2 separate regions of the Homo sapiens genome follow, and region 2 is linked to region 1. A link is a loop called in an ENCODE intact Hi-C map of the cell type or tissue named here. Cell type or tissue: GM12878. All regions are shown on one strand. Region 1 overlaps GK (glycerol kinase). Region 2 has its middle 17 kb from the start of TASL.

The links. Hi-C counts contacts between places; a loop is a spot of excess contacts. Peaks named below come from ENCODE experiments on the same cell type or tissue, not always from the same donor. Only the 100,000 strongest peaks of a DNase experiment are listed, where the experiment ranks them.
Region 2: a loop joins it to region 1, with 3 times the contacts of the local background. A loop is called at or near these places in 1 of 110 quality-filtered maps.

Annotation. Positions count from the first base shown.
Region 1 is chrX:30,710,276-30,715,275 of GRCh38, forward strand. The region is part of intron 13 of GK (glycerol kinase); the gene reads left to right. GK-AS1 (GK antisense RNA 1) reads right to left here. Exons shown (of 1, transcript NR_046603.1): 1 at 1-5,000. Among named protein-coding and RNA genes, the nearest start is that of GK-AS1, 5.3 kb to the right of the region's middle. In GM12878, a CTCF peak has its summit at 2,904; a DNase peak (open chromatin) is centred at 3,116; H3K27ac peaks cover 886 bases.
Region 2 is chrX:30,591,929-30,596,928 of GRCh38, forward strand. No RefSeq gene overlaps it. Among named protein-coding and RNA genes, the nearest start is that of TASL, 17 kb to the left of the region's middle. RefSeq lists a silencer at 1,919-2,028. In GM12878, a CTCF peak has its summit at 2,073 (motif pointing left); no DNase peak of the experiment used is centred here; H3K27ac peaks cover 1,732 bases.

The sequences.
Region 1 (5,000 bases):
TTCTGGGCTCCAGTCTCCCAAGTCCAGTGTTGTTGTCACTGCATCTAGCTTATGTCCCTTCCTTCATCTGCTAACCTAGCGGTCTCAGCAACAACAACAACACACATACGCATACTAATATGTTAACGGTGTAGTTAGAATTTTTTTCTTTGTTTTCTTAATTTTTTTTTACAATTAACAAACATTTAAAAAAAATTAAATTAAACCAAACCAAAAAACAAGGGTGGGGAATAATGCTAGACTGGTAAAACTTTTTATCAGTAAACACATGCTAATTTCACTTGGTCATACTAATTCCTTTTTTTGTAAATGCTTACAAAGTATATATTTAATAATATTGTCTTTCATTTGATCAATTGTTGTTAGGCTTAGAAGTTGGAGATAGGAAAATTTTAGTCTTTATGCTCTTTAAAACCTAAAACTATAGCTACCCATCTTCAGTCTTTTAGTCTTTTTCCATTCTTCCTCTGCTGATTTGGGAACAATAAGATACATTTCTATGTTTTTATTTTGGTGATTTTTTTTCTTTTGCGTATACCCTCAGATTTTTAAGATATTGTTTAACCATATATTTTTCTAAGAGTGTATGTCATTTTTTGGTATTTTTAATCTCCCGACCATGATAAGGAACTCTAATATTTTATTCTACCGCCTCCATCACCAATTGTGTTATTTTGTTTAAAGCTTTCATTTCCCCCATTTTGTTCAACATGTAATAATTACTGTTGTTTTCTTTGCAGTCCACAGTAAATCATATTTATTGACTTATTTTTCTTAGTTTGTGTCCAGTATCATTTCTTTGGTCTCACACCTTTTTTATTCCCACCTACTTTTTTCCTTTTTTTCTTCTTCTTTTTTTTTTTGCTGAGGGGCATCCTTCTATAGTTCTTTTAGTTTTAGTGTGGGATAGTAAGCCTATTCTTTTTAGGTTTGTCTTTGTTTTGCCCTCACTCTGAGGATGAGTATAAAAGCCTATATTAACAATTGTTTTTCCCACATCCCTTCTGGCCATTTTCGATGTTGATGAGACCTCTGCTGTCAATATGTGGTTCATTTGTAGATAATCTGGTTTATTGTCTGGGAGTTTCTAACATTATCTCTTTATCATTGATGTTCTGTAGTTTTACTATGATATGCCTGTGTTTGGATTTATTTTTATTTATCCTGTTAGGTACTTGGATCCAAGTCTGTCTTCAGATCTGGAAAGTTCTCAGCAATTATCTCTTCAAATATTGCTCCTCTACCATTACCTCCATCCTCTTCTGGAATTGCTATTGGATGAATATTGGAACCTTTCAACCCATCATCCATGTCTCTTAACTGCCCTTTTATATTTTTTTAATCTCTTTGTTTCTCTGTGCTGCGTCCCTGGTGAGTTTCTCAGTATCTACCTTCCATTTCCAAATCCTCTCTTTAAAACAAACAAGACAAATCATAAAAGCCTTTTTTGTATTGTGAAATATAAGACACATAGAGAAAAATGCATTAAATATCAATGTACAACTTGAAAAATTATTATAAAGGCTCATGTAACTTGTTCATAGAACGCCGCCAATCCCAAGAACCTCTATTTGCCCCACGATCACAACTTCCTCCCTCTCCCTGAGATAAACATCAGCCTGACTTTTATCATAATCACTTCCTTACTTTTCTTTGTAGTTCTAACACTTAAATGTGCAGCCCTGAACACCAGAGTTTAGTTTTGCATGTGTTTAATATTTGATATATTAAAAATATAAAAGAAAAGAGAGAGAGAGCATGTGCATGCATATCTGAGTCACTTAGTATGTATTTTTTTGTATTTTTTGATCTGGCTTCTTTCACTCAACATTATGTTTGTGAGATTCATCCACAGTATTATACATAGCTGTTTTTTTCATTGCTTCTTATTGCTATATGAAATTATTGAAGTTTAGTATTTATTCAGCTGTTGATGACATTCGAGTTGTTTTCAGTATTTGGCTATTATGAAAAATGCTGCTATGAACATTTTTGTATATGCCTCCTGATGTAAATGTATTCACCTTTCTGTAGGAGTAGAATTTCTAGGCCATAGATTATGTGTATCTTCACTTTGAGTAGATAGTGCAAACCATTTTTCACAGTAGATGTGTCAAGTTACACTCCTACCAGCAATATGGGGGAATGCTAGTTTACTCATCCTCTCTATCTAGTCTAGAGTTTACCCCATCTAGTACATTTTTCATCTTATTTAATATTTTCATTTCTATAGTTTTTATTTGGTTATTTTTCACATCCACCTGATTTTGTTTCAGTTCTCTTTTTTTTTTATTCTTAGTTTCATGTTTGTTTGTTTTTAAAATGGAAGTCATTTCCTAATTTATCTCCGAATACTTAAAACATATGTATTTTAAAATCTGTGTTAGGCCGGAATGAACTCTAGTCCAGCTATTAAGTTTGTTGGATTTCTTTTTTCTTTTCTTTTTTTTTTTTTTTTTTTTTTTTTGAGATGGAGTCTCGCTCTGTCGCCCAGGCTGGAATTCAGTGGCCTGATCTCGGCTCACTGCAAGCTCTGTCTCCCAGGTTCACGCCATTCTCCTGCCTCAGCCTCCCGAGTAGCTGGGACTACAGATGCCCACCACCATGCCCGGCTAATTTTTTGTATTTTTAGTAAAGACTGGAAATAACGAAGTTTCACCGTGTTAGCCAGGATGGTCTCGATCTCCTGACCTGGTGATCCGCCCGCCTCGGCCTCCCAAAGTGCTGGAATTACAGGCGTGAGCCACCGCGCCCGGCCTTGTTGGATTTCTTAATACAAGATTTCTTCGTATAGTTTAGAATTGTCACTTCCAGCCTTGTCTTCCATTAAGCCATATAGCCTCAGTCAGCAAATACACAGTTGCTTGTTTTTCTAGCATCCCTACACAAGTAAGAGAGCGCCACCTAGCTCCTGGCTTCAAGCATTGAGCCTGATTCTATTCCCTGTCTTGCGCAAAACATTTTGGACCCCTTTCTTCTGGAGGAACCAGTTCCCAGCCACCACTCCTACTCCCTGACACATATAGAAAAATAAATCAGAAGCCATCATGCTTGTGGCTTCAGTCCTGTTTGGTTATGTGTTTCCGTGTCTGTCCACATAGATGTTATTCTGTATTTGAGTCAGCATGTTGTTTCAGTTTTCTCTTTTATATCGTGTCTGTTATCCTCTGTGGTTAGAACAAAGGGGATTTTTGAAGTACAAACTCATTATTTCTGCTCATGTAAGCATCTGCATCTTCTTTTTCATCACCAAGAGAACTCTTTTTCTCTCCCTGAAGCCCCTGGCAGGTGATAGTAAGGCCTGACATTTTAATACCTCTAAATTCTCATTTTCATTATTTGTAAAAAGAAATAGGTGTTCATGATCCTTAAGTTGTTCTGTGACATTAAACTCATATTAAACTGGTTAAATTTGTCCCACCCTTTCTAGTTGGAAAATATTTCTCAGTAGTGGAAGAGACTGGAGCAAAATAGAGCCATTGAGTGGTTCTGCCTTCCCTCTGGCATCCTTGTTCCTCTTCTTTTTCCAAATACTGTTTCACAAAACAAAAATCCTTTTGGGAACTTTTAATATGAGTATGAACCTGAGCTTACTTATGACTTGAGACTTCCATGTTCCGTGTTTTGTCACTAGAATATAGATTTCCTGAGGCCAGGGTACTTGTCTATCTTGTTTACCACTCTGTCCCAGCAGGCTGGCAGATAATACATACCCATTAAATATTGTTCAAATACCGAATCCTATGTTAGGCCATTTTTTTCTTTTTAAATATGAGCTTCAAAGAGGGTTCCCTATATTGCCTCCCTGGTTTCTTTAAATATCTCTTCCCCTATCTTTTCTTTGTTATGGTTTAACGATTATAGCGTTAAGATTTCCTTTTTAGAGTTTTTCATCCTTCTTGAGCTAAATCCCTATTTTAGGTATAAACCTATGTAATAGATTATCTATTGCTGTGTAACAAGATTACCACAAACTTAAGTGGCTTAAAACAACACATTTATTGTTTCTCAGTTCCCATGGGTTCAGAATCCAGGCACAGCTTAGCTGGGTACCCTGCTCAGAGTCTCACAGGGCTGCAGTCAAGATGTTGACTGAGGCTCTGCTGTCATCTGAGGTTTAATCTGCTTCCAGGTTCATTCAGGTTATTGGCAAAATTCAGTTCCTTGTGGTTGTGGAACTGAGGACTTCAGTTTCTTGCTACCTGTCAGATGGAGGCCACCCTCAGCTCCTAGGGCTACCTGCAGTTCCCTGCTATCTGAGGGACCCCCAGTGGTTCTCTGCTTCCTTAAAGTCAGGAAGGGAGGGAATATCTCCAGCAAGACAGGCACAGTAAATCATGTAATGGAAGCACGTACACATCACCACACATATCCCATCACTTTTGACATGTACTGTTGGGTAGAAGAAAGTCACAGATATCACCACGCTCAAGAGGCGAGGATTATGCAAGGGTATGCACATCAGGAGGCAGGGATCATGGGAGCCACCTTAATTAAAAGTCTATCTGCCACAAGCATATAAACATTGTTTATGAACTTTTATAATGTTCTTTCTTGAAAAGTATACTTTCTGAGCAATAAATGCTTTTAATTTTAGTTCCCCAACTTGTTACTGAAGTATTAATGAAATCTGTTACATTTCAAAAATAATGTTGCTCCAATTCAACTCTTCCCTTTCTCTATGCAATTAAAAATGCTATAGAGTTAGACACTGCATTTGTAATCTAATATATACAAATTAACTACATTATAAATCATATACGTACAGATACATAGCACTGTAGTATACACAAAACTGTGTTTGCTATGCCTGATGAATGATTGTAAGCAATTTAGGGTAATCTTTACTTTACCTGATTTTTCTCCATACTCACCAATTTTCACCCTAATTGCCTTGTAAGCTACAATTCTACTGCATCCTGAAATATCCTGCTTTATTTTTATACTGTTTGTGGCAGTGGCATTCATGTCAAGGAGCTTTTGAAGAAAAATGTATTTGC
Region 2 (5,000 bases), 120 kb before region 1:
AAATTACAGTTTTTAAAGGTATTGTGCAAGTATCAAAGAAGTATAGATTACTGAGTTAATTAAATAGTAATAGGATAGGAAAGGATAAAATTAATATATTTCTGTACAATTACTTTGGATTAACTCTCATTAATCTACCTCTTGATGGAAGAAGTGGACAACTGTGGGCATTCTAACAACTGCCACATGTAGGTAACAGTGAGGAGGCCGTTGGAACTTTTCTGTGAGTTGGGGCTGGGGAAGGGAGAGGGATTTCCAAAGTCCCTTCAACATCTCCGCTTAAATGATTATGCAATTCAAATTTTGAACTTGTCATTTAAAAATAATTTATATAAATTACCTGCTCGTGGTTTAAAATATATATAATGGTACAGAGCTATAAAGAAAAAAGTCTTCTCCCCTAACTCCCTTATTTCCACTTTCCAAAGGAAAACATTGTTTTCAATTTTATGTGTATCTTTTCTGGAAGAACTAAGTTTTTCTTACAATTTTTACAATTTTCAATGTGAGCCTTGTTGAACACAAGTTACCTTAAAGAAATGTTCCATATAGGCCAGGCTCGGTGACTCACGCCTGTCATCCCAGCACTTTGGGAGGCCGAGGCGGGTGGATCACCTGAGGTCAGGAGTTCAAGACCAGCCTGGCCAACATGGTGAAACCCCATCTCTACTAAAAATACAAAAATTAACCGGGCGTGGTGGTGTGCGCCTATAGTCCCAGTACTGGAGAAGCTGAGACAGGAGAATTGCTTTTGAACCTGGGAGGCGGAGGTTGCAGTGAGCCAAGATCACACCACAGTACTCCAGCCTGGGCAACAAAGTGAGAATCCGTCTCAAAAGAAAAAAAAAGAAATGCTCCATGTAGAATTATAGAATTTTTGTACCTTTTTAACATCGAGATCTAGACTTGATCACTACTTTATTCAATTCAGAAACTACTTATTGAGCATTTATTAAGGGCCAGGTATTAGGCATTTTATACATAAAAACCACTAAGGTTTGATTTCTACCTCCAAAAGGCTCGTAGTTCAGGGACTTCTCTGATCAGGAAAAAAAAAATGACTGTGGTGTTGCAGACAGGAAATTACTATTTAATACTGACAGTGCCTTCTTCCTGTTTCACCAGAAGAGAAAAAGTCGGAATTTGAGGATATATTCTATTCGGGCAAGTTTCACTTCTCAAGTGATTCCCATAAACCCCTTTCTAGTCTGCACTCCAAGGTAATCCATTTGAACCTCTCCTTGGGTCTATTTTCCTTCTTGCAATTCATGAGGACATGTTTTTTTGTATTTACAAAGCTTTTATCTGAATTACAAGATGATCAAGTCAGAAAAACTGGTTCTTTCTGGTCCTCTGACGTAGGTCCCTCTGAACATTTAAGGTGAAGAGTCAGCTGCCCATGCAGAATTCATTCATTTACCCAACTCAAATTCATAAAGTGCCCCCCACAAAACTGTGAAATTTGAGTTGCCTGGACAAGAGACCTTCCACACGAGAATAGTGCCTTGTCAAACAACTAACTACTGTGTCTTTATACTTTCAAAACTTTAAGTTTTAAAGCCATTTCTGCAGCAAAATCTCACATTAAAAGATAGGTTTTAAGGCATATACTCCAAACTTCTGTGGGTCGAATTTAGTTGAATAATGCCTTTGTTAGCAACTAATGAGCCTGTCATCAAGAATGAGGAAGTTGGGAAGAGAAAGGTGGAATGTTTCCCAAATTATCTCATTTTAAGAATCACCTGATGTGCTTATTAAATATGCAGATTTTCTAGGCCCTTCCCCTGGAGATTTGGTTCATTAGATTTGGACCTGGGACTGCCACATTTAACAACTGCCTCAGAAGATTCTTACGATTAGACTACCCTACAGCAATAGTTTTTAACTTTGGATGTACATTAGTAATATCTGGGGAGTTTTTTCGCTGTTTTTTTTTTTTTTTTTTAAACAGGGTCTCACTCTGTCACCCAAGCTGGAGTGCAGTGGTGCAATCACAGCTCACTGCAGCCTCAACCTCCTGGGCTTAAGCGATCATCCTGCCTCAGCCCCACTAGTAGCTGGGAGTACAGGTGCGCCACCTGGTGAGTTTCTAAAAGTACATATATATTAATACCTGGGTTGCAAACACAAATACTCTAATTTATCTGGGTTGGTGCCAAGCATTGGTCATTTTTTAAAGTTCCCTAGGTGATTCTAGTGTTGAGCCATTCTAGTGTTCAGAAATAATGATCTAAAGTAGCAGTTATAAAACGTTTTGGTGTCAGGATTCCTTTACACACTTGAAAATTGTGGAGAGTGGTGCGTGCCTTCAGTCCCAGTTACTTGGGAGGCTGAGGCAGGAGGATTGCTTAAGCCCAGGAGTTCAAGGCTGCAGTGAGCTACGACTACACCTGTGAATAGTCACTGCACTCAACAAGCAAGACCCTGTCTATAAAGAAACAAAACAAGCAAACAAAATTATGGAGAATTTCAAAGAGCTCTTATGTGGGTTATATTGATATTGTCCATAAGCAAAATTAAAACTAAGAAATTTTGAAACATTTATTGGCCCATTTAATAATTATAATAATAGACCCATTATGTGGTAATATAAATAATGTACTTTTGATTTAAAAATTATTTTTCAAAAAAATTAACGAGAAGAGTAGCATCCTTTTCTATTTCTACAAATCTCTTTAACACCTGGCTTATAGAAGACAATTAGTTTCTGCATTTAATCTATTGGGATAAGCTGTTTTGATTGAAGAATTCTACTTGAAGTATATGAAGAAAATCCAGCCTCTCAGAAATATGCTGTTGAAAAAGGAAAGAGTGTGTTAAAAGCTTTTCAGATAACTGTGGATATTCCTCTTGGACACAACACCAAAACTTGACAAGTGACAATTTCTTAAAGGTTGCTTGTAATGTGGAACAGAAAGTATATTATGAACTTCTTGTACTTCATTATATTAAAACCCATTGATCCATCTTATACTTTTAATGCATCATTTACTCATGCAAGATTTTATATCATACATTGGTCATTTGAAAAAATATCAGTTCCCTGAGTTATGCAGCCCTTCCAAATGCTGGCACATTTCCTACTGTATAATATCAAAACATCACATTTGTTAATATCACAACCAGTCTCATCAGGAGAGTCAGTAGGTACTGAGATGCTGTCAAAATCCCAATAGTGGAATAGGTTTTTCAAAATTGTAATATTCATTTGAACACTTGAGTTTCATTGTTGGCCACATATATACTGTCAGTTGTTTTCCTTGAAGTGACAAACAGACTTCATTCATTTTCAAGCAAATGTTTGCCAGATCTCCAAGTCTGAAAAACCATGGTTTGCCAGTTGCTCTTTGGAGTAAAAATAGTGTTTCACGAGAAAAGCCACTAGTTAAGCCATCAACCCAATCACTCAAATGCTTTTCCTGGCGGCATCTATTCTACTTCAGTGTGCAGCGGAAGTGCTTTATGCATGCCTCATATTTCATTGCAGGGAAGTTTTTTAAGTGTACTTGAGTCAAGATTTAATAAAATTAATAATTCTTGCTGTTTCATCAAGGACATTCTTAAATGAGAGAGGCTTTTAAATTTTTTTAAATTTTTTAACTTTATTTTTTATATTATATTATATTTTATTTTATTTTATTGAGATGGAGTCCCACTCTGTCGCCAGGTGGAGTGCAGTGGCACGATCTCTGCTCACTGCAACCTGTGAGTTTAAAACTGTGAGTGTGTGGGGATGAAAAATACAATGACTACTAGTAAAGTTTAGCACCACTGCCTTGATACACGCTAAGGAGTCGGAATTTTGTTTATTGCTTTTGCACCACCAGTGCAATCGTTAATACAGTGAAAAAGGAAAACAGCATCTTGGTATTATTACGAGAATGTTTTGATATGGACTCCCCTGAAATGCCTTGGGAAGCACACTTTGAGAACTGCTGACCTAAAAGAACATAAAGCAGTACTGGTAGGGGAGGCAGGCGGGGCAAGTTTAGCATGCATTTACCTATTTATTGCTGAGATTAGAATATTCACCATACTTGGGTTATTTATTTATTGTCTTAAGATTCACAGTAACATCCACAAACTATATGTTACTATTCCTATTTTACAAATAAATAAATTGAAGCTCAGAAAGGCTAAATAATTTTCTAAGATCAAGCAAGGATCAGGATTTAGATCGAAATATTCCTGATTCTAAGCTTACTCTGTTGCCACTACGCCAAGCTGTTTTCCTTCTATTGAACCGTTTAGGGTGTAAATAACAGATATTAAGGCATATCAAGCATTTATTATGCACTAAAAACAGTTGAACTTTAAATGTATTAACTTATTTAATCATTCCAACAGGCGGGTACCCATATACACCCTATTTTAGAACATAGGGAAACAGAGACCCAAAGAACTTCTCAAGGACACAGCTAGTAACTATGGTGCTAAGATTTTAGCCCAAGAGGAATGGCTTCAAAACCATTTTACTAAAACATCTCCTGGCCAGGCATGGTAGCTCACGCCTGTAATCCCAGCACTTTGGGAAGCTGAGGCGGGTGGATCACCTGAGGTCGGGAGTTCGAGACCAGCCTGACCAACATGGAGAAACCCCATGTCTACTAAAAATACAAAATTAGCCGGGTGTGGTGGCACATGCCTGTAATCCCAGCTACTCGGGAGGCTGAGGCAGGAGAATTGCTTGAACCCGGGAGGCAAAGGTTGCAGTGAGCCGAGATCGCGCCACTGCACTCCAGCCTGGGCAACAAGAGTGAAACTCCATCTCAAAAAACAAAACAAAACAAAACAAAAAAATCCCACAAAATCTCCTAAGTAGAAATAGTAATGAAAAACTCTGAATAAAAAAATTATAATTAAGATACTTGTAATTATTACTTGAATAAAGGAAGTACTTCAATGCTTGAAACAAATACTTTTGCCTATTTGCATCCAAAATGTCATATGATCAAAAGATCTTGGTTTATTTGTTTCATTTCCTCGAGGAGAGACAAAAT